3 separate regions of the Homo sapiens genome follow, and regions 1 and 2 are each linked to region 3. The links are chromatin loops, found by intact Hi-C in ENCODE. Cell type or tissue: heart left ventricle. All regions are shown on one strand.

Region 1 (8,000 bases), 120 kb before region 3:
TGGATGACAGCCTCCTTTCCTCTGGATGAGGTTGCAGATCATCTGTAGGTGGAACTTGGATCCTATGTGTCTTATACTTCACCAACAGACACTCTCTTCCATTTTCCTTTTATTCCCACCTGGTGTTGATATTATCTCATTGTATTTAGGTCGTATTTGTTTGGGTTTTTGATTTTTGTGTTTTGTCTCGAATTATGCTTTGATGACACATACTGAGGTTGGACTTTCTAAAGCACCAAACTGTGAAATAAAATGGCCTAAGAGGTGAAAACTGTCCCAGCTGTGCTTCAGATTAGCTGTGCATGTCTCTGGGAAATCTTCATATCTGTTTGGGGTTCATTTTTTCTTCTACAAAAATGGTGGGACACATACATGACCTATCTCTACAGGGCAGGACTTTTGGGAAATAATGCACCTCAGAAGTTATATAAATATAACATATCATCAGCATAATCACTTCAAAGCATGTCATCAATAAGTATTTACTGAAAATATTTATATCTTAACTTATATAGGATGGCATAGTGGTTTTTAATAAAATTGCAAGTGAATATCCTTGACTCTTACTCAAAAAATCTCTCACACAAAAAATGTCCTTGATTTAACACAAAATACAAGATAAGCAGGTGTTGGGCATTTCAACAATGTGAATTCAATGTTATCTTTTATTGTTGAGTATTATAAACAGAACACTGGATTGGAGCAGTGTTTACCTGAAAAAAAATACAGCTGTCTTAGTCTTGAAAGTGAACATTATGGCTTTTTATTTTTTAATTTATGGTAAAACATTGTGAGAGAAATCATAGTTTCTGCTACTTTTAAGTAAGGCCTAGTGTTATATGTCAGTTGATTGATAGATTGATTTTTTCCAATCTTCCCTTTATGTGATAGGGAAGATTCTGCCATATAAGTGTAATTTTTACAAAGGATGAATACCATGAAATATTAAAAACAGCTTAAAAATCTCAATATATATAAAAGAGGAGTTTTGAGGCCGTGATTGCTAAAAATATTAATATAGTTCTTAGATATAGAGGACAAAAAGCATACCTCTTTAAAAGATAATTTTAAAATAATGAATTTTGGGGTAGGACATTTTGTTATTTTTTCTACTTTGCCTAATTAACAACAAAGCTCAGATCTCAGTCTGTCTGGTAGCAATGGTATTTCATCTTATTAGAAAAATCTAAAACTATTAGACAGAGTGGTTGATCTGTCAGCTCTGCAGTCATCAGTGGTCCACAGCTATTGAAAAGGGCATAGCTCCATATGTATGGATGAGGGGTCTCCAAGGTAAATTGTTCAACCTCCAAAATATATTGTTAAGTGAAAAAACAAGGTGTAGGACAGTGTGTACTATATGCTACACATATATATTTTTAAATTCTATATATTTTTTATAAATTCTCCTCTGGAAAGTCTTTCAGGTTGCCTTCAGAGAGTAGGCTGGAGTCCTGTGGTACAAAGGTGACAGTGAGATATTTTACTGTATATCCTTTTGATGCTTTTGAGTTGTCAACAACTGTACAAAAATATTATCTTAAAATTCAGTTTAAAATGACACTGTTAAAAACTACTAAGAAAAGTAATGTATCTGAGAAAAGCAAAAGTAGCGAGAAAAAGAATTTTGTACATTTAAAAATGTGGCTTTGGAGATATCATATCTATCTGTGTATTTTAAACCAGAAGATTTGGGATATTTACACCACCTGAGAGAATGCATTGATCTAAGAAATTTGGGTTCTGGGCCTGAGTGTGCTACTAACCAGCTCTGGGGAAGTCACTCAGACTTCAATTCAGACTTCACCAGGCCTCAATTTTCTGAACTATAAAATGAGAAGAGTGAATAAATTGCCTTCCAACTGGTAAAACCAATAAGTCCAAAATAAGTTATAAAGAAGCATTTTTAAAAGGTTAAATTTATGGTTAAAAAATAAGTGCATTCATGAAAAGAGCAGCCAGCTTGGCTCTCCGTGGGCAAAACAGCACTTGTGCACTCTGAGTACCGCCTCTTGGTAGCAGCATGTTGGAATTGCAGTGAAAATTACCGAGAACAGCCAATTAATCTTGCATGCAAAAATGGAATATCCTGTCTGTCACAATCACTGTAGGGACATTTCTCAACATATGAATATATGGTGGTATCAAAGTCAAAGATAGTCTAAATTCAAGACTATTAAACCATTTGAAAAATTTTTGTTACTGATCTGTAGAAATCTGGCAAGCACAGGTTCTTTATAATTTGTTATAACCTTGGATTGCATGAATTTTAACAGAGGTCAGCAAACTTTTTCCATAAAGCATCAAATAGTAAAGATTTTATGCTTTGTGGCCCCTCAGGTCTCCATTGTAACTACTCAACTCTGCAGTTGTAGCACAAAAGTAGCCATAGACAATATGTAAATGAATGAGGATGGTTATATTCCTGTTCCAGTAAGACTTTATTTATAAGTACAGGTGTTGGACCAGATTTGGCTCATGGATTGTAGTTTGTTGACCTCTCAATTATGATACACTCCTACCCTAAGTTTCTCTTTGCACAGTATTCTAAGTTACCTAATTGCCTGATTCCCGAACGTGGAAATAACATTCTACATTCTACAGCCCCTTACCTTCAATCACTTATTTATGAATAACCTACTTTGCAAATACTACACTTTACCCAATTACCCCGATGCTAACCATATTTTAATTTTATAAGTTGCTTTCCTTGTTTCTCTTCACTCTGGGTTTTTATGTCCTGAAAACAGGCAATGATAGTTGTTTCTCTTGCATTCCCTTGCTTGTGTAACCATTGTTATATAATTTCAATCTTTAGCTGAAAATCTTTTGCTCAAATATCTTTTGTACCTAGGGACTCTTGGTTAGCCTTGTTTAAAATCTTCAGAATATGATTGGCTAACCTCTTATTAAACACATTCTTCCCTTTTTAAAGTGAAACTCAACCACATTGAAAAAGCCACTCTTCTCAAAGAGCAAGTAGGGTCTGACTTAGAATGTGTCTTGGCGAATCATTTGTAAAGATAGAAACTGGTCTTTGAATTTAGTGCATCCCTGGAGAGATCCATGTCTTAGCCAGGAAAATTGGCAACAAGCCTTACCTGAGTTGTAATACCTGGTTCCAGTTCCAGATAATTCCCTCACAACCTCAATCCAGCTCTCCCCCTTGTCCTTTTCCTTGAAGCCCTCCTCAGTCTCTACCTTTTCTCATCTCTCAACATTTCTAAATTCTAAAACTTCACCTGCCGTGGACCAACTTGATGTTGGCAAAGCTCTTCACTTATATGCATGAAGGCTGATAGATTATTGAGATTTACTATATGCTTTAAATTCACTGCTTTTCCTATCCAGCAATTTAGCTGTAGCCCCGGATAAAGGTGATTTGTGTGATCCATCTTGCTTTATGTCTCACTTGACATTCTGCCTTTTTCATGACAGGTTGCTGAATGCTATAAAGCCAGGACTTGTTAAAAAGATCAATAGATTGCCTACCCCCATTGCAGGACTGGTGAGTACGTGGAATTGAGATTTATTTTCCAATATTCCTTTGCTCTAACCTAGGGGTCATGACAGCACCATTTATTACAGTTCTCTCCTGCAATATATATTCCACTTGAATGAGAACGCATTGAATCCATTAAACGAAGAGGTCACTTAAAATGAAAGATTGCAGTCATGCCTAAATGGCATGTTAATCTTTGTTTGTGTTTTTTCCATGAGTGATAAGGACCTTCATTCTCAAAGAGCTAAATTTGTTTTGGTGTGAGAGGCTGATAATTAGGTTGACCCTTGGGGGAGGAATGTGATTTTAATTACGTTTTCTCATTTCAGTTCATCACTGCATTCCCCTAGAATGGAGGGTAGGGGAGGTAGAGAGAAAGAGAATTTTAAGAGAAAACAGTCGTTTTATAATAAATTGCTGCTTTCAATATTATAATCTACTTGGGTTGAAATACCACAATTGTAGGCCAACTATCCTGAAGACATACTGGGGCACTAAGGTGGTCTAACGTCATCTGGAGAACTGTTTAAGCAGAATCCTTGCCCTTCTGAACCTATCCACATAAAATCTAAAACTTACATGTTCATATGTGGTTAGAAGCAGAATATTTTTTTCATGCGTTGATATGTCTTATAATTCTTGGCAACTAATTTTTTAATTGCTTCATCGATGTTGCCTTTGTGTAGAAAAAGGAAAGAAGTAGAAGATGAGGAAGACAATCAAATCTTAGTTTTGGAAGGAATTGGCATATGTGTGTGTGCGTGCACACGCGCGCGCACACACACACACAGAGCAGAGGAAGTATGTAGCTCGGTAATGACTCACTGATTGTTTCCATTGTGATCGCCTTCTGCGCATGTAGTTTTGCAGAAAGCAATGAGAAGAATGTCAAGAATTTAAGCAGGATCCTACGTAGACCTTACTGATTGTTGTTAAAAAGCTTCTTAGCCATATCACGATGACTAATTGAAATTAGATGTGACAAAAAACCAATTGTGTTTGAGAATTGTGGGGGGTCCTTGTGGGAAGGTACATGGTTTCAGCAAGTTGAATGAAATAGATGTTTTCTTTAAGAACTGCTATTTCTGTGGATGCATTTTATTCCCCATATTGGTTGGTAGTGAGCTGGTGATTAGTCGTTAAAAATCTTTCTAATTTTGTTCTTCAGAATCATGTAACCAAATAAGTTAGTTAATATCGAGATAGATACATATATTTGGAAGGAATATATTTGAATAGTTCTATAAAATAAATAATATATAAGTATTATATATCAGTGTATACATATATCAATTATTTTAAAACATTTAGTAAATTCACCTCTTCCAAATGTTAAAGCCAAGGTCTTAATGATCCTGATGAACATCTGTTTGTCCCTAAGCCTATGGCAACTCTGGACCCTGGAGCTCTGGGGTTTAATGTTATAGAAGCAAAATTTGCAGCATAAAACTAAGGAAGGCCCCAGGAAAATCCAGATGAGGAGAAACAAGTCACTCCCAGTCCAGTAGCTAAAGAGAAAAGGCTTTCAAAACCTCAATTTAAAATGGAAATCATAAATAATTTTAGTAAAATTAACTGTTAGGGGCACATGCATTTGTCTTTATATTATTTCCTATCATGGATCAAATGTTGTTTCTCACATATTGCCTCTGTCTTGGAGCATTTGGGCAACTTGATACAAGAAGACAAGGTGACCTCATCTTCTTTCCTTCTATTTATGTTCTTGACTAGTATTCCTCTACTTTCTTTTTTCATTTGGATTTCCTTTTCACTTTGTCCTTGCTATCGCTTTTTTTTTTTTTTTGCCCCTTTCAATGAACACCTCCCCTGCTTACCGTCACCCTGTATCATTTATATTTTCTTAACTAATTTATCATCTTTAGTCCAAAAAAATACTTTCTTAAGTAAAGTCACCTACTAACCCATTCACTAGTGACTCCTGAATCTACAAACCTGGTCAAACTCTTTTCCTTTGCTCCAGTTGCCTTGAGATCAACATTTCCACAAAAACCAGAGCACTTGTGGCCCTGGTGGGAAACAGATCGCCATCCCGCAACCCCCTGTTATGTTCATGTACTTCCACGGTTCTCGCGTCATGCCTGTGCCTCCCTCTCTATGCTCATATTCTTGACTGTGTCCATGACTTCAGCTCTCCATGATATTGACCCAAAGCAGCATTTCTCATCAAGTACTCTCTCCTGAACTCCAGACCTCGTGTTCTGTCTATTGGACAGTTTCATCTCGGTATCCTACTGGCACCTCAAACTTAACATATTCAAATGGGACTTGCATCACCAGTCCTGTGCACCTATTTCCCAATGTAAGTGAAGGCATCATAGACATGCAGTTGCACCAGTTCAGCTATCAAAGAATTTTCCCATTTGTCTACTTGTCTGCATTTCCTTGGCCACTGCCCCAGAGCAGGCCATCCTCATCTCTTGCCTGGACTATAATAGTTGACTCACAGTTCTGCAAACACTCTTCACTCCCATGAATGGTGCCTTTTCTTGTGATATGTGTTATTCATTGAATACTTTCCTCCTGCTCTTCTTGACAAAATTATATTTGTCCATCAAGATCTAACACAGACTAACACATCTTTTAAGTTAAAAAATAAAATAAATTAAATAAAACTAAAGATCTAATGCAAAACAGCCTCCTTTGTGAAACCTTTAGTATTTATAGTCCATTATGATCTTTTATTATAGAATACAGAGAATATCCCCTGGTATAGGAGAAAATGAGTTAATACTCGAGAGAGATAAAAGTAGCTCTGTTCTGAAATATATTTTGGAAAGTAAGATTTTGAATAACTATGGTTAACAGTTTGAAATTAAAGGCCTGCAAGTGGTTTCGTATTCATGTCAAGACACTATGTCTTTAAGTAGTTGGCCATGATCAAACTTACCGATATCTATAATGGGTCCAAATGATGTTAGATGTCCTGGTGATGCACTAAGAAATCACAGCAGTTCTCAGGAAACAATACGACAAATCCACATTAAGGGACATACTGCAAAACAGCTGGCCTGTCCTCTTCACCACTGTCAGCGTCATTAAAAATACTGCCCCGTCCTCGGCCGGGCGTGGTGGTGGCTCACGCCTGTAATCCCAGCACTTTGGGAGGCCGAGGCGGGCGGATCACGATGTCAGGAGATTGCGACCACGGTAAAACTCCGTCTCTACTAAAAATACAAAAAATTAGCCAGGCGCGGTGGTGGGCGCCTGTAGTCCCAGCTACTCAGGAGGCTGAGGCAGGAGAATGGCGTGAACCCGGGAGGCGGAGCTTGCAGTGAGCCAAGATTGCGCCACTGCACTCCAGCCTGGGCGACAGAGCGAGACTCCGTCTCAAAAAAAAAAAAAAAAAAAAAAAAAAACTGCCCCATCCCCAAAAGGCTGGAAAACTGTCGTAGATTAAAGATGACTAAGGAAATATGACAGCCTCATACAGTGCATGATCCTTAGTTGGGAAAACGCAACTATAATAGACATTATTGAGACAATTAGGGAAATTTGAATATAAATTGAGTATTAGATAATAGTATTCTCTCAGTGTTGGATTTCCTGTATGCGATAGCTATCTTTGTGTATATAGGAGAATACTATTGATCTTAGATGGCAAATATATATGCTGGAGTATTTTGAAATGAAATGTCATGTATACAACCAATCCTCAATATGTTTAGCAAAAAAGTCTGGGTACATAATATATAATTTCATATACACATAGAGATAAGAAGGAAGGAAAGGAAGGAAGGAAGGGAGAGAGGAAGAAAGGGAGGAAGGGTGGAAATGTGGCAAAATACTGTCTCTAGATAAAGGGCGTACGGGGGTCATGGTACTATTCTTGCAACCTTTTGGTAGGTTTGAAATTTTTCAATATAAAAAGTTGAGGATTAAAATACATTAATTCTCTTATTTTCAGGGGAGACATAGGAAACCTCAAATAATTAATGGGTTTGAAGATGGCAGAGATCATCTTGTTAGTAGAGATGCAGCCTTTGTGTGAGGGTATTTTTCAAACAATATTTTCTTCTTCCAAATATTCATGACAGTCAGGAAAGGGCAGATAGAAAAATCCCTGAAATACTTCTGAATACATCAGGTTGGTTTTTTCACTTTGTCAGGGGTTGACAGGCCACTGACCGTCTGTTGATCAAGAAGTCCATAGTAGCAGGGGCCATAGAGATCTGAGAAGTGTGGCCAGAGGGTTTTCTATGCCTGGAAGCCATGCCCGTGTGTCTTAATGGGCTAGTGTTGAGAAGCCAATCCATTAAGATGGCCCAGCTGCTTGACTTGAAGATAAATAAAAAAGTGTGTTTTCACATAGCAATATCAAATTATAAACATATGTAGATTTACAAAGGCATGAATAGGTGTATTTTAGCCCCTGAGTTAAGCTGTGGTTACAAAGAATTCAGGGGTGAAGGTGTTAAAACAAAGTAGTTGAAAATCATTTCCTGGCAAGAATGCAAAGACCCTGAATCCGGGTCTGCAT
Region 2 (8,000 bases), 210 kb before region 3:
TTAGTTTTCCATTAACTTTCCAAGAAAATAAATACAGACTGCATTCTCTTGGAGTCACAGTTGACTTCGCAAAGATCTTATTTTATTATGATATGTGTATGTTTTCTTCTCTACTCACATTTTCCCTCACCCATCATCTGTTACATTACATATAGACTGAATCCTCTACACTTTTTAAGTTATAAATCTTTTCTTGTGCTATTATGAGTTTTGGGTGATTACTTCAGCCAGCAATGGATGATTAAGGGCTGAGGGGATTGGTGTTCATACTATAGGAGAAGAAAACAAAAACTTTGATAATTTTAATAATAATGACTAACACCAATTGAATAATGATTCTGTGCCTAGTTCCTAATTGAAGTTTTCTTTTTTCTATGAAATCATAATTAATCTTCTCTCCACTCTGTAAGGCAGCTATGACTATTACTTGCACATTGCAGGTGAAGAAATTTAGGCTAGGATGTTAAATAATTTGTCCAAGGCAGTATACTTAGTAAGATTAGCACTGGAATTTAAATCCGTGATTGTTTGATTTCAAAATTGCTGTTTTTCCCCACTCAGCTCTATAGTACAGATAAATTTGGGTTTAAAATAGGGAGGTTATATTGCTGGCTGATGCGTGTTGTGTGAACACTGTCTGAGTGGATTAATTGTGGCAGCTAAAAATAACAGGGTGTATTGTTGACTTTTTGTACAGTCTAAACTTCTTTTCTGGATGACTTTAAAATATGAGTGTGTTGCTGCTCTTGATTCCTAACAGAGAACTTTAGAGACCTGGAAGCCTGTCCTTTGTGTAACTCTTTACGTATAACGTCAGATTCTGTGGACAGGTGGCCCCTGATCTGCATCCCTAACAGGAGGGTTAGTACTGAGAAGTAAGGGTAAAGATAGAAGCTAGAAAAACAAATAGGCTGTACCTTCCTGTCTGAATTATTCTCTCATTTTTCTCATCCCTGACAACTTTCTCAATAAATTGTCCTAGCAAGTAAATCCATGGGTCTCTATCCTTGTTGGGAATAGCATCATTTGGGCAAAGCTTTGCCATCAATTTTTCATTTAAAAACATTTCCTAAGGTAAACATTAAGGCCTGAATGACAGCTATAGTTTGAGATTTTTACTTTGAATTATGAGGCTTACTTGGCTGGACACCATTTTTCAATGGCAACGATCCTTCCTGTTTTAAAACCTGATTGTTAAAATACAGGACATATGGGAGATCTTAAAAAGATCAAGTTCCAAGTATAATTCTTTTTCAAGTAGGCAGTGGAGTCTGGTGCATAATGTTCCAATCTAGTTTCACGGTCCTTTTGATCAACCCAAAATAAAACTGAACAAGACAGCATCTCTCAAAGGGTTAATACCCTGGAATTTCACACTTAACAATCGGCATTATGTTCTTTGCATTCTTGAGGAATTTTCTCACTGATGTCAAAAGACTTTGGTTTGTTATGCAAGACAGTGGTCCAGTGACTTTGCATATCACATTCTCTTAACATGAGGGAAATCCTTGCATGCTAATTGGAGAAGGAAAAAAGTAGTGCAAGTGGTTCTTTGGCTACAGATGAATTAAATGAGGGAGGGCATTTAGTGAAAAAACAAAGCACAACAAAACCCTTGCAAATGAGCGGGCATTCTTTTGAAATGGCTGCTTACTCTAGTCGTTTTGCGTCTGTCTTACTGCTGTGCTGTGTCACTGTGATTCCAGTTTTGGGGGGGAAACACTTGAATGTATATATGGTTTGTTTTTTATTTTTCTGATTGCTTTAATTACCTATTGCTGTATAAGAAATGACTCCAAACTTAGTGGCTTAAAATAACAACAATTTATTGTTTCTTAAGATTCCATGAGTTGACTAGTTCAATTCTGTTCCATGGGGTGTTGGCTGGTCCCTGTGTTCAGTTGGTGCCGGGGCTGGGCTGGAAGGTCCAAGACATCTTTTCTCACATGTCTGGTACCTCAGTGCTTCTCCACGTGGCCTTTCTACCTGGCAGGTTTGGGCGCCCTCATAGCATGGTGGTTTCAGGGTAGTTGGACTTCCTCAGGTAGCTGGCCTTCAAGGAAAAGAAAGCAGAAGCTGTTAGTCTTCTTTTTTTTTTTTTTTTAAACTTTTAAATTATAAAGCTGTCAGTCTTCTTAAGGCCAAGCTTGAAAGTGGCAGCATGTTACTTCCACCATATCCTGTTGGTCAAAGGAAGCCCTAGAGTCAGTCCAGATTTGAGGGAAGTCGGGGAAATAGACCCCATTTCTGGAAGGGTGGAGTGGCATGTCCCTATAGGAGGAAACGAATTGATGGCCCAAATTGTACAAGTAGAGGGAGGACTGAGGGCAGAGGGGCTCGTCTTAGCTGGTGGGAACACCAAGGGCGGAGGAGAGTTTTGTCCCACTTTCTTTTTAGGGTTCTGGACAGACACTGCTATGTGAGTAACTTCATGCCAGCTTAAAAGGGGTACACTTCCAAGTGACATAAGAGGACAAAATGGTGAGGTCAGGTGGAAGGGGCCCCAGGGCACTCACCAAGGCTCTCTCAGCTCCTGTGTGATGGCAGAAGGAGCCAGATGTTCTGGAATTCTTCCAAGGGAGGTCTCAGAAGGCAGCTGAGTTAAGAGGCAGTGGGCTTAGGCTAGGAACTGGGTGGAGAATGGACCCAGAGCTGGCTGTGGCACCACTGGAGGCCAGCCAGTGGCACTCTAAGGCCCTGGCCACCAGCTGTAGACATCAGCTACAGATGTCCATGGAATATCTAGGGTTGTAGAGCTAGCCGGTTTCACTCCCATGGTCACCAGGCCAGGCAGCAACCCAGACTAGCTGCTTTGCAGCAGAGGGCAGCTAGGATGTAGAGGACAACATGTGATTTGCATTCTCCATCTCTCACATCACCATAATGGAGACACTCTTCCCTCTCCCCATACACCTGGTTACAGTTGGTTTTTGGGGTATTTTTTTCCTGAGACAGTCTTGCTTTGTCACCCAGGCTGGAGTGCAGGGGTGTGATCTTGGCTCACTGCCACCTCCACCTCCCAAGTTCAGGAGATTCTCCTGCCTCAGCCTCCTGAGTAGCTGGGATTACAGGTGCCCACCCCCATGCCCGGCTAACTTTTGTATTTTTAGTAGAGCCAGGGTTTTGCTATGTTGGCCAGGCTGGTCTTGGACTCCTGACCTCAGATGATCCGCCAGTCTTGGCCTCCCAAAGTGCTGGGATTACAGGCGTGAGCCACCATACCCAGCCCTGGATACTGTCTTGATGAACAGAAATCTGAGTGACTGAGCATGGTGTCTAAAAAGACTGAACCTAAAGGAACTGTTTAATTTATTGCATAGGAGTAAATATTTGCCAGACTTTTCTACAGTTGGGTCTCCCTTTTTCCAATAGTCTGAATAAAGTCTTCCTATGGATGTTAATATCTTAATCCTTAGAGCCTCTGGCTATATTATCTTATATGGAAAATGAGACTTTGCAGATATGGTTAAATCAAGGATCCTGAGATGGGGAGATTATCCTAGGTTATCTCAGTGGACCCTATGTTATCACAAAAGTCCTCATAAGAGGGGGACTGGACATCAGAAGCAGAAAAAGAGGAGATTATCCAATGTTATCCCAGTGGACCCTATGTTACCACAGAAGTCCTTATAAGAGGGAGACTGGATATCAGAAACAGAAAACGGAGAGATGATGATGGAACCAGGTATTGGAGTGATGCATTTCGACGATGAAGAAGGGACCATGAGCAAAGGAAAACAGGTGGCCTCTAGAAGCTGGAAAGGGCATGGAAAGCCTCCTGTTCCCCGTGCCGAAGCCTCCAGAAGGAAGGCAGCCCTGCCAACATCTGGACATTAAATTTCCTACCCCTAGAACTGTAAGAGTCAATTTGTATGGTTTTAAGCCACTAAACTTAATGTGGTAACTTGTTAGAGCAGCCACAGGAAACTAATACACCCTTCTTGTCCTAAACCAGTCACTTAGAAACATTGAAGCTACAATTTCTTTGCTCATTTGAGTGCAGAATAAAGCTAATAGAGTTCTATTTTATTTTTTCTCCCATTCATTTTCCTAGTAAGATATTATTTCTGACTATTTGATGAGCAAGAACATTGAGGGGTAAGGAGTGAAGTTCAGTAACTTTGCCCAGGTTGAATGGTTAATGATTGAGCAGGATTAATCTAAGCTGCAGAGACACTGTCTGGGAACATCATGCAAGATCAGGGTCTCATATAAAAATGTATTAAGTAGAAGTTTATATACAGAGTAAGCTTTCGGTATCTCAAAAATCTTATTTCTGAAGTCCTATATTGTAGCAACTTATTGACATGATGATTCCTATAATAGAAATAATAAAACAGTTGCCACTACGTGACTCAAATTGTCCCCTCCTTATTTTGAAGACTTCACTCAGCTTCTCAAGAAATAACCAGTGTACCATATTTGTTCCACTTTCAATGATACAGGCACTTTTCAATTCATTTATTACTTTTGTAAAGTTTAGTTCTAATAAAGCTCATAGAGCCATAAGAAAATCTCTTTAAACCTTGTTTTTCTATTAAAAAAATACATTCTGGGTTGTAAATTAGGAGGCCAGGAATTCTTGTTCCCTCTTTGGAGGTGATTGTGGTGGTGGTTTGAGCTGTCTCCTTGCCTAGATCTAGGTACCTGGACTCCACAACTATTCACTGTTCGCACTTCTCCGCCTGTGTAGAGATGGCATGACATTTGTCTGAACATGAGTATACCTCCAGTTTACCTCTCCTTGAGCTTTTCTGACTTAGAAAAGTGAGCAGTTGCCCCCACCGAAGGGTCTGGGGTTGCAGACTTACTTAGGGTCTGCTCATGGGTCTGGGGCATTAAAAAATAATGTCCATATGTTGGGGACAGCTTGTATTAAGAATAATCTTTGTGAGCCAGTTAATGCTGTGAGAGATTTTTTCCTGACATTGTCATTGTGCTATTTGCAGCACAAGTTCCAACAAAACAACTTTTCCATTTTATCATCGGGATTGTAGAAGCAGCATGTAAAGTGATTAAAATAATGGCACCAGGGCAATCTGTGTGACAGATGCTGTCAGGACTGGAGACAGAATGCAGAAATTTCCAAATTTCTGTGTGTACTCTTTGGTCCTTCCCAAGGAGCCTTCGTGTGTGTTTCAGTCCTTGTGGAGGATGGGAAACTAGGATTTTGTCAGCGTCTGGGTATATATTGGAAGTATGGAGCTGGTTGAAAAAAAAAATTTGCGAAGGAGATATAAAGCAGAAAATTAGGGTAAAAACACATGGTTTTTGTCTGGTCTTTTGCATTTCCTGTGTGAAAGGTGAATCCTTGAATCTGAAAATGAAAGCCATCTCCAATGTCTCCTAGGTAATATGTCAAATACTGTCACGGACCTCAGATCCCTTTCATTGCACTCTTTGTTATTTCTGAATGTGAGCTTGACACACAAATCTTCTTTTAAGAAGGCTTTCCAGAAGGCCTACTGTAGCTGTGTGCATGCTTTAAAATAAAAGTAAATCCCTTTCTCACTTAAACAAAACAAAACAAAACACCAACCTATTTGTGTCCATGAAAAATATCTTTGCATGTCTAGACAGTAGTGCTGATCGGCTGCCTTTTGTAAGGAAGGGATACAGAAAAACTATTATTCTCCCCAGAAACCTTGTAAGGTCCTACGTGACCCAAGTGACCTCTCACTCAACTAGTGAAACAGGAGCCAGAAGTGTGCAAGGAGCCTGAGCTGGAGCTTGATGCTGATGTTATAAATCAGCCTTGGCATTACTGGGCTTTCCTGTTTTTAGCCAGCAGTCCTTGGGGACTGTTGCTGATTGAGAGTGAGAAAGATTTCTGAACCATTGTAAGTGGTGACACTGACATATCATTAGGCTTCCACCCAGATGGCATTTGTAACAGATAGAAAGGAAACTGTAGTGGAATTAACTTAAAGAGGAAAGAATTAAAGCACAATTTTACAGGCATACGTAGCATGGGAAGGATCCAAAGGGAACTTTTATTTGCTGTCTGCTTTTGCTAGATACTGTGCTTGGTGTGTTGTAGGTGGACTTCAAAATAATGAGAAAAGGTTTTTGTTTTTCATTTACAGAGTGGCCAGGAGGGCCCTATGCCTGCTAGTTGAAGTTATCTGTGTTTACCTCTCTGTTTCATGTAAATTCAATTTTTTCCCTCTTCTTCTCCTGGGCATCTTCTTTTTTGTTTTTTTTCTTTTGGTTTGTTTATGACTGTAAGTCATTAAAGCAGTTCCCAAAAACTGTTCTTAGGTCTTTAGCTGTTGTTGGATGCAGTTGAGAATTTTTTGCTTTCACAATGGCCCAAAGTAAATTGTCACATGTGGTTTAAGTCTGGACCCTGCAGTGACCACTGGATTATCATATCCATATCCATTCCATGATGCACTGAATTTGTTACTAAAATATCTTCTACCTGGAATATGAGAAAGTGCTGGGGGCATTCATTGTTTTATTGCAGGATAGCTGTTTTCCCCAATCAGCTACCTTTTTTTTTCTACATAGCTGTGGAACAAACCACATCCAAAGCATATTCAAGTGTGTGATTGACCCTCATATTGAACAGATATTAAAATTGCCCATTTCATGGCATGAGGAAGCTGCTCATTGAACAGAGATGTACCCTCCATCATCCATATCTGCAAAGATGAGAGAATGGAGGTTCAGAGAAGTAAAGGAACTTGTTCAGGCCACATCGTCAGGTGAGTAGTGGAGCAAAGACTCATACCTGGTCCTGTCTGATTACAGTGCTTGTGCCTTTTAATTTTTCTTTTCTTTTCTTTTTTTTTTTTTGAGACAGAGTCTTGCTCTGTTGCCCAGGCTGGACATAATCTCGGCTCACTGCAGCCTCCATTTCCCAGGTTCAAGCAATTCTCCTGCCTCAGCCTCCCGCCACGACACCTGGCTAATTTTTGTATTTTTAGTAGAGACAGGGTTTCACTGTGTTGGCCAGGCTGATCTTGAACTCCTGGCCTCAAGCGATCTACCCGCCTCGGCCTCCCAAAGTGCTGGGATTACCAGCGTGAGCCACTGCGCCTGGCTGGCTTGTGCCTTTTTATTACAGAGCTTTTCAAACTTCTGCAGTGAAGGACTATTTTTTTTTTTTGTTTTGCTTTTGTTTTTTAAATTTCCAATCCGCTGTAATACAGGGCTGACTGCACAGGATCAGCATGCTGCTTGCATCACATGCACCTCGCCCAGGCCAGTTGGCCAACACCTAAACAGATTTACATCTTGCTCAGCAAGATGAGTCCTGCCATCACATGGCTTGGATGTGGTGGCGATGGCCAGACTGCTGTAAATGTGGATTATCAATCCTGTAATGTACAATGCCATGGACCAGCAGTGATCAATTCACAGATCATGCTTGAAATAATGCTGCTTTGGTTTAAGGGTGAGGGGAGCATCTGTCAGGGAAAAGCCAGACTCCTTTGACTAAAGAGAAGCATTGGGAGTGCAGTTGGGAGGCTAGGAATAGAATATGTGGAAGATGTACCCTTCAGCGTGCAGATGGTGTGGTTTTCTTATTCTCTCCAGGACAAACTTGAATTCCAGCAAGTCATGTTCTGATTCAGTACATGCAGATTTTTGTTCTGAAGTCAGATGGGGACATAATTGCAGTGTCCACTATAGGAAAAACACCAAGTGATTTCTAATACCTACAACAAGCACAATTTGCCTGGTAGAAAGGGGCTCAAAAAGGGGAGGGCAGGCCAGCGCCGTGGCTCATGCCTGTAATCCCACTTTGGAAGGCCAAGGTGCATGGATCGCTTGAGCCCAGGAGTTTGAGACCAGCCTGGGCAACATGGTGAAACCCCCATCTCTATAAAAAATACAGGAATTAGCTGGGTGTGGTGGTGTGTGCCTGTTGTCCCAGCTCAGGAAGCTGAAGTTGGAGGATTGTGTGAGCCCTGGAGGTCAAGGCTGCAGTGAGTTGTGATTGTGCCATTGCACTGCAGCCTGGATGACAGAGCAAGACCCTGTCTCATTAA
Region 3 (8,000 bases):
GGATTAGTCCAAGTCACATTAATATTCTGGAAGCTGGCCATCTCCAGGATCCCATATCCGCCAACCCCCATCCCCAGACACACACCTCTTCATTTGGGAGGCCAAGTCTAACCTGAACTAGGGAACATGTTCTGAATGACAACTCAGCCCATTTTCTTTCTAGTATTATCAATTCTCAACTTCTTAATTTTTTTTTGAAAATGGCATAAATATATCACTCATAGGTTTGTTATTTCTTTTTTGGCCAGTTTGCTGATATTTCTTAAAAAAAAAAAATCTTGAGAAAAAAAATCATACAGGTTGAGCCTGCCTTATAGAAAATGTTTGGAATGAGAAGTGTTTCAGATTTTGAACTTTTTTAGATTTTGGAATATTTGCATATACATAGTGAAGTATCTTGAGGATGGAACCCAAGTCTAAACATGAAATTCATTTATGTTCCATATATACCTTATACATATAGACTGGAGGTGATTTTATACAATAGTTTAAATAATTTTGTGCATGAAACAAAGTTTTGGCTGCACCCCATCACACAAGGTCAGGTGTGGAATTCTCCACTTGTGGGGTCATGTCAGCATTCAAAGAGTTTTGGAGTTTGGAGCATTTCAGATTTCAGATTTTTGGATTAGGGATGTTCAACCATGTACTTCCTGGTACATGAAAGGGCAAACGAGTTTCTCCTTTTATTTAACTAACTGGCTTCTGGCCACATTTGGGCTGAGCTAGTTAGAGCTTCACAGTGGGAGTAGAGATGGGAACGCAGGACAGACAAAGGTAATTCTTAAGGTCTGCTCTCATTTTCTCCATGCCCATTGGGTGAGATAATCAAATCCCAGATCCTGGAGAAGGCTGCCATTTTCTTCTTGGGGTCCCAGAAGAAAACCTGGATCTATGGCCACCCATAGTGGCCTAAACCAAAATTCTGACCTGTAGATATTATAGATGGCAGAGTTGAATGAAGGGACCTCTTTTCTCTCCCATAATCTACAAACTACTTAGTGGGATGGTAAGAGGGTCCCAGCTCAGAGAGGTTTAAGTCTTCTAAGATCTTAGCAAAGATTATAAATCACCTTAAAAGATGAACTGACTAGATTGAATATTTTAAAAGTAAGATTTTTTTTTTTTAAACTGTGAGAGGAAGAATGGGACGAATTTTTGTGTCTTTCTGGAAGGCCTGCTTAAGTGAATTTTGATCCATGAAGTTTAAAAGCATGGGTTAGACTTTTCTACCTAATCCTGCAAATTTCTTAATCTTTCTTAGATACCATTAATCAATAGTCTAAAATAGATGAAAAATCACAGCCCTTCTCCTCTATCGAGGACTACAGTTTCTTTCTTTTTCTTTTCTTTCATTCTTTATTTTATTTTATTTTTTTGAGATAGAGTCTCGCTCTGTCACCCAGGCTGGAGTGCAGTGATGTAATCTCAGCTCACTGCAACTTCTGCCTCCCAGGTTCAAGCCATCCTCCTGCCTCAACCTCCCTAGTAGCTGGGACTATAGGCGTGTGCTAGCATGCCTAATTTTTTTTCTTTTTTCTTTTTTTTTTTTTGTATTTTTAGTAGAGAAGGGGTTTCACCATGTTGGCCAGGCTGGTCTTGAATTCCTGACCTCAAGTGATCTGCCCACCTTGGCCTCCCAGAGTGCTGGGATTACAGGCGTGAGCCACCACACCTGGCCCAGCTTATTTTTTCTAGAAGCCACAGCTGCTGAAATCAACATTCTCCACTGAATACATGGAGGCAGCATTATGCAATGGCTTGTCATATCCATGCTAATAGAAACCTCAGCTAAGAGTCCTTCTGTGCAGCCAGATTATTAGAATACTCTTGGGGAAGACAGGTTACAAGTACAGTTTTTCAGTTTAGTTCTCTTAGACTTAAATTGTCCAACATCTGGAGAGCAGAGAGAGGCACTCACACATTTATACACATTCCTTTTGAGTGGATTGAAGGGAAGGTGGGCAGCCATTGCTTTGGGGGTCATCTTCCAGACAGCTGCCTGCTAGGGAGCCCTTTGCATTCGGCGATGCTGCTGCTGTTCATTGTCTGGCCATGGGAGTAACAATTTTGGACATCATTGATGATGTCTGGAATTCTTTGGTGTCTAAGTGCATGGTAGTTTTTTTTTTCTTTGTGTTAGGCTGGTTTCAAAAATGGACTGTCACCATATTTTGTTGCTAGCACTTAACAGTGAGCTTTTAAGAGCCCTCTATGTCTTGAATTTTGGGCTCCATAGCCCACTTGTCCCAAAGTGAGTCATTTCTTTGAAAGAAAAATAAAAGGAGGAGGATTTTGCTTTGGTTTCTATTTCTGTTTTCATCTTGCTGCTTCAGCTTTTGCTGTAACAAAGGTTTATGTAAGCATCACAAAAAAGGCCCTATGGTCTTGCACAACATTTAATAAGCTCCTATAAAACATATAAATTATATGTATGCACAGTCTAAGAGTTTTTTAAAGACTGATTTCCCTTGCATTTTTCTTTTAAAAGAGATATTCAGAGTTATCCTGACAAAAATTAAATGACTGTGTGCATATTAGAATACAAAATATATACCTAATTTATGTGTTTTACTCCTTACTCTTGTTATAAAATGCCTTGTTTTCTTGATTCCAAGATGCCATCAACTGCACTATCAATTACAGCAGTTTTACAAGAAATAAAAAGAAATGATTACAATGAACATATACATCAGCCATCCATAGTTGTCAGATGCATCTAAAATTCAATAAAATAAAATAAGAAAAAGTGAGTGTCTTAAACTTAAGGCCAAATGATATTTTTTTGGAAATGGAGAAATTGCCTCCATTCACATAGGAAGCCTTTAAGCCAGCTTTCTACACAAAGAAGCATTTAACGTAATACAGTTTTACTTCATGGAACACCGCCCTCTTTCCCCACAAATTCTACCCAGGTTATACCTTTTAATTATCTTAATTTTATTTTTTAAATGCATTTCCAAGTGAGAGGAGCCTGGGGCTTCAAATACCATTTTTCTAGCTCTTCTTTAAACCTATTTTGGCACCTACATATAAAATGATATTGACCCGATTCAGTGACATCACTGAAGACAAAGACGGTCACATTTTGGCGTTTGCGGCAAAAGGAGGCGGTGGGGTGCCAGCACGCCCACCGCCCGCCCAGGGCCAGAACACACCGCCAGTCACGCGCTGTGCGCAGCCCGGGAAGGGGGCAGTTTTCCAAGCCCGGTAGCGCCCCCACGCGGCAGGACGCCCAGGCGCGCGGAGACGCGACGGGCGCTGATCGCGGTCCCTCTTGTGTTCGCTCTCTCCACACTCAGGAGCACCAGCATGTTTGACATGCGGTGTGAGGAGGAGGCCGCGGTGCAGCCGCACAGCAGGGCCCGCCAGGAGCAGCTGCAGCTGATAAATAACCAGCTGAGGGAAGAGGACGACAAATGGCAAGATGTGAGTTGTGGCCAAGGCGCGCGGGCAGCGGGGAGGCTTCTGGCAGCAGAAAATCCAGCCGGGTGGGTAGACGTGGACTTGAAAGCCATGCGGGGAAAGGGAGCCCCTAGAGGGTTTCAAAAGGTGACACGGTAAATGTGGGACTCAAAGGAAGGTGAGTAGCAGCGTGAAGGTATGGAGTGATGGCCCAGACATGTAATCAGCAAACACCCTGGCCAGAAGCTTGGTCACAAAAGAGGGGAGGGGAGGCAGGAAACTGGGATGGGTTGTAGAATTGAGGCTGCACTATCTTCTGAGGTTATATATTTCAAATTGATCATGATGATGATGGTAGTAACGATAACAATGACCAACATCAAATGTGTACCAGTACCAGGCATTGTTCTAAGTACTTTGCATGCATTCATTTAATCCTCTTAGTAACTCAATGAACTAGCAACTCTTATTGTCCTCGATTCCACAGACGAATCCCAGCACAGCTGTCACTTGCTGAACGTCACATAGCTAGCGAGTGGGGGAGCCAGGATTAGAACCAGGGAAGGAAGGCTAAAGAGGCTGATGAGGGCTTTGAGATTGTGTGCTGAGAGCCAAAGCGGGGAGAGAGGAGGGAGAGTGGATTATTTCATTTAATTCTCACAAAGCACTCTGGAGGTAGCTATTGCAAACTTGACTCCACCTTTAGTTTAAAAAGTTAACTTCTCCAAAGTTCATAAAATATAGTAACAATTATGTCTAAAGTATCTTGAGCACTTACTATGTGCCTGGCACCTTACGTCTATTTTCACATTTAACCCTGCAAGCTTGTAAGAATAGGTGCTATTATCATCATTTTAGAGAGGAGGAAATGGAGGCACAGGGAGACTAAGAAACATGCCTGAGATTCCAAAGCATGGAAAAGACAGAGCTGGGATTATTTCCCACAGCTGCAACCCCAACCATCTGCCTCCAGAATCCTCACTCTTCATCATTATGCTATAACTACCTGTAGGATTGTGGTGAGGTTGTTGTAAGGATCAGATGAATTAATACATATAGAATCACCAGATCTAAAGACTCCAAAACAGTTTTTTTTCTGCCTTGACTGCCTTCCATGTGGAAACTGTAAATGAATCCCTACTATTCTATTGTCAGCAAATCTGTTCACAATGCAGAGGTTATAAATAGGAAGGAATGAAGTTTCTTACAGTTACCTTGTGAGGCAATTCTCTGAAATTTGGCAACTGACATGAAATGTGATTGCATATTTCACACTGCCATATTTAAATAAATGTGCAGCCCTGCTATGGATACTGTAGATAATATCTGGATGTTTCTGCCTTTGAGGCATTCCAGTTCCAACCAGACTTACATTGGATTGTGTGGGAATGCACACGATGTTATAGTGCCTGGGCCCATAGTCAGTTCTCTAAAGAGTAGAAATGACTAAACTCTGAAGAATAGAAATGGAATTATGCACAAGTCTGAAGAAGAATATTATATCTTTCTTTCCCTGCCAGGACCTGGCTCGTTGGAAGAGTCGTAGAAGAAGTGTTTCTCAGGACTTAATCAAGAAAGAGGAAGAAAGGAAAAAAATGGAGAAGTTACTGGCTGGAGAAGATGGGACAAGTGAACGAAGGAAAAGCATCAAAACCTACAGAGAAATTGTTCAAGAAAAGTGAGTTCTTTCTGTTGTCGTTTTTAATGTACAATATTATCTAGGTGTTTTTTTTTTCTAAAAATTATTGGCTGTCACAAAGGTTCTGATAGTAACATTTTATATTCCCTGTACTATCTCTTCAGTGCTACCTTCGTTTCTACCAAGGTCTTCTTTGCAATTTTCATTAGTTGACTTTGTTATTGCTTCTCCCATGTCCTTTAGAGAGCGGAGAGAGAGAGAGCTGCATGAAGCATATAAGAACGCTCGGTCCCAGGAGGAGGCAGAGGGGATCCTTCAACAGTACATTGAGAGGTTCACCATCAGTGAGGCTGTTCTCGAACGCTTGGAGATGCCAAAAATTCTGGAAAGAAGCCATTCAACAGAGCCAAATTTATCCTCCTTCCTGAATGACCCCAATCCCATGAAATACCTGCGGCAACAGTCACTGCCTCCACCCAAATTCACTGCCACTGTTGAAACCACCATTGCTCGTGCCAGTGTTCTGGATACCAGCATGTCAGCAGGCAGTGGGTCTCCAAGCAAAACTGTCACTCCCAAAGCAGTGCCTATGCTGACACCCAAGCCTTACTCCCAGCCCAAAAATTCTCAAGATGTTCTGAAGACCTTTAAGGTAGGACAAGTTCCTTAAGAGTAGAACCAAAGCTGAACTCCAGGGAGTGGATGGAAAGAAGCATCATGACTCAAGAAAATGTCATTCTTTTTACCATACAAAAGAAAAATGTGTTGACATTTACAGCTGTGAAAGTCATAGGTCTCTGGAGATTTGGTTTGTAAATGCTTCAGGGACAGCTGTTTCCCTCAATTGCTGTTGTTAATACAGATGGACTCCTATAAGACTGATAGTGGAGTCGTCTCCATGAGCAAGGTCTATTTTCTAGTTTGATATAATGGCATGATTTCTCTGTACTAGTGGTAAAAACCCTAATTTAGTAATACCCTAGTATTTCTAGGTATCAGGAGGTATGGCAGACTCCTCAAAACAAAATTTTATTTGCTTTTGGTTCAAATAGAAGTATATGCAGCTACCTCTCTTTTAGGAAGAAATTGGCATTCAGCATCCATTTGACATTGTAGCATCCAAAAAGATTTTACAATTGATAAAAATACAAGGAACACATGGGAACATGGGACATACTTGGTCCTCAAATGAGACAGGTTTTTTAAACAAGTGGAAAGAAACTGGGTTGTTTTGCTAATGAGTGTGTAAAATAGTGTTCCAGACTGAAGAACTTGTGGAAACCAAACATCTTTTCGCTTCCTCAAATTCAAGTACTTTCTCTTATATCAGGAGGAAGCACTCATCCTTTGTCTTAAGTTCTTTTGACTTGTAAAGAAAAATCAGTTCCCCTTGTCCTTGCACTCAATGAGTTTGTAATAAACAGAGGTGGAATGCATCACTTGGAGATGTGACCATTAGATAGAAAAGTTTTCGTAACTGATTGAGCAGTGTGATGCCACGTAGCTTCCTTGCTGTATTTCAAAGAGAACAAAACCACACTTTCTGACTTTTGCTGAAATAACTCTGAATGTATCTCAAAAATCTCTATCTTAGGCTTTGATAGAACAAAAATGTCCAGACTGTCTCATCTGGATCACATTGAGCTGTTTGTCCCCTTATAAGGGCAGGGGCCATGTCTCTGTCATTCATGGCTTCATCCTGAGAGCCTGGCACAGGTGCCCAGGACAGAGTAGGCACTCAGCAAGTGCTCCTTAAATAAATAAGTGAATTTTTCCTGAGAAGATGAGCTACTAATCATATGGACTCACACACACACAGATAGACACACACATGCTCATGTGTGCTCAGTGGTCCACCTAAGTGTTTCAGAAGCTTTCCTTCACCTAGGGCCTATGATAATGAATGGCTATGGTATTTCCTGAAGGAAGATTCTATGTTGAGGTGGCCCAGAATAGGATAGAGAATACATTTATTTAACTGGATTTCCAAGGCATCTGACCAAACATTCTAGATGTCCACTTTCCCTCCTTTATCTAAATAGTGCAAAGTGATCGTTTAAACAGAAGGATTAGCATAAATGATTTTATGGCAGAACTTCAGCTCTGAGAAAACTCTGTTCTTCACCATGGCGGCAAAGTGGAGCAAGGTGGTATGGCGGCCTCAGGAAGCACTTCCATGGAGGGGGTTATTAGAGAATTTGAGCAGAGGCCCTCTTAGAGCTGGAGATTACTCCTCATCACTCACTAGTGGGGGTCCCCTGCCTCATTGTAGGCCTCACTGGCTAGTATTTCTACTGATGGCCTACAGTTCCATTACTGAGTGCATGGACAGCAACTTTGGTCAAAGGTCAAAGTAACATGCAAATCAGACCGTTGTTACCAGCTAATAATGCCAGGACAGAAGCTAAGGGGTAGGGGTGTGTGTGTGTGTGTGTGTGTGTGTGTGTGTGTGTGTGTGTCTTCTTGGAGGGCAGGGCAGGGAATACAGGCCCCGTTGTTTTTCCAGTACAACAGAATTAAGAATAAAGGAAGATCAAGAGAAATAGTTTAAGGCAGTGTTTTTCAAACTGAAAGTTACCACCCGTTGCTAGGTTATAAAATCAGTTTAGTGGTTTGAAGCCAATATAAAAAAAAAAGAACTAGAATAGAATATAATAAAAAAACATAGTGTGTCACACAATGAAGGCAAAATTGCTTGGGGCAACTTCTGTTTCAGTTATATTTATGTGTGTGTGTGTGTGCTGAGTTGTGATTTAAATTTCTTTTTATGGGTAACAAATAATAGAGTAAAAAGACCAGTGGCTTAAGGTAAATAAACTATAACTAATATCCAGCCTTCCATTATTTCTTTTAAAAGATTTTAAAAGGCCTAATGAGGCTGGGCGAGGTGGCTCACACCTGTAATGCCAGCACTTTGGGAGGCCGAGGCAGGCAGATCACTTGAGACCAGGAGTTC

What was found. Peaks named below come from ENCODE experiments on the same cell type or tissue, not always from the same donor. Only the 100,000 strongest peaks of a DNase experiment are listed, where the experiment ranks them.
Region 1: a loop joins it to region 3, with 2.2 times the contacts of the local background. A loop is called at or near these places in 11 of 110 quality-filtered maps.
Region 2: a loop joins it to region 3, with 2.1 times the contacts of the local background. A loop is called at or near these places in 9 of 110 quality-filtered maps.

The regions. Positions count from the first base shown.
Region 1 is chr4:41,520,971-41,528,970 of GRCh38, forward strand. It overlaps a transcript of LIMCH1 not described here. Among named protein-coding and RNA genes, the nearest start is that of LIMCH1, 13 kb to the right of the region's middle. RefSeq lists an enhancer at 4,073-4,672. In heart left ventricle, no CTCF peak of the experiment used is centred here; no DNase peak of the experiment used is centred here.
Region 2 is chr4:41,431,589-41,439,588 of GRCh38, forward strand. It overlaps a transcript of LIMCH1 not described here. Among named protein-coding and RNA genes, the nearest start is that of LIMCH1, 100 kb to the right of the region's middle. RefSeq lists enhancers at 999-1,701, 1,702-2,405. In heart left ventricle, no CTCF peak of the experiment used is centred here; no DNase peak of the experiment used is centred here; H3K4me3 peaks cover 695 bases; H3K27ac peaks cover 7,998 bases.
Region 3 is chr4:41,641,198-41,649,197 of GRCh38, forward strand. It overlaps LIMCH1 (LIM and calponin homology domains 1), which reads left to right. Exons shown (of 32, transcript NM_001330672.2): 15 at 3,303-3,429; 16 at 4,926-5,083; 17 at 5,288-5,696. Among named protein-coding and RNA genes, the nearest start is that of LIMCH1-AS1, 48 kb to the right of the region's middle. In heart left ventricle, CTCF peaks have their summits at 3,240 (motif pointing left) and 3,448; a DNase peak (open chromatin) is centred at 3,204; H3K4me3 peaks cover 427 bases; H3K27ac peaks cover 591 bases.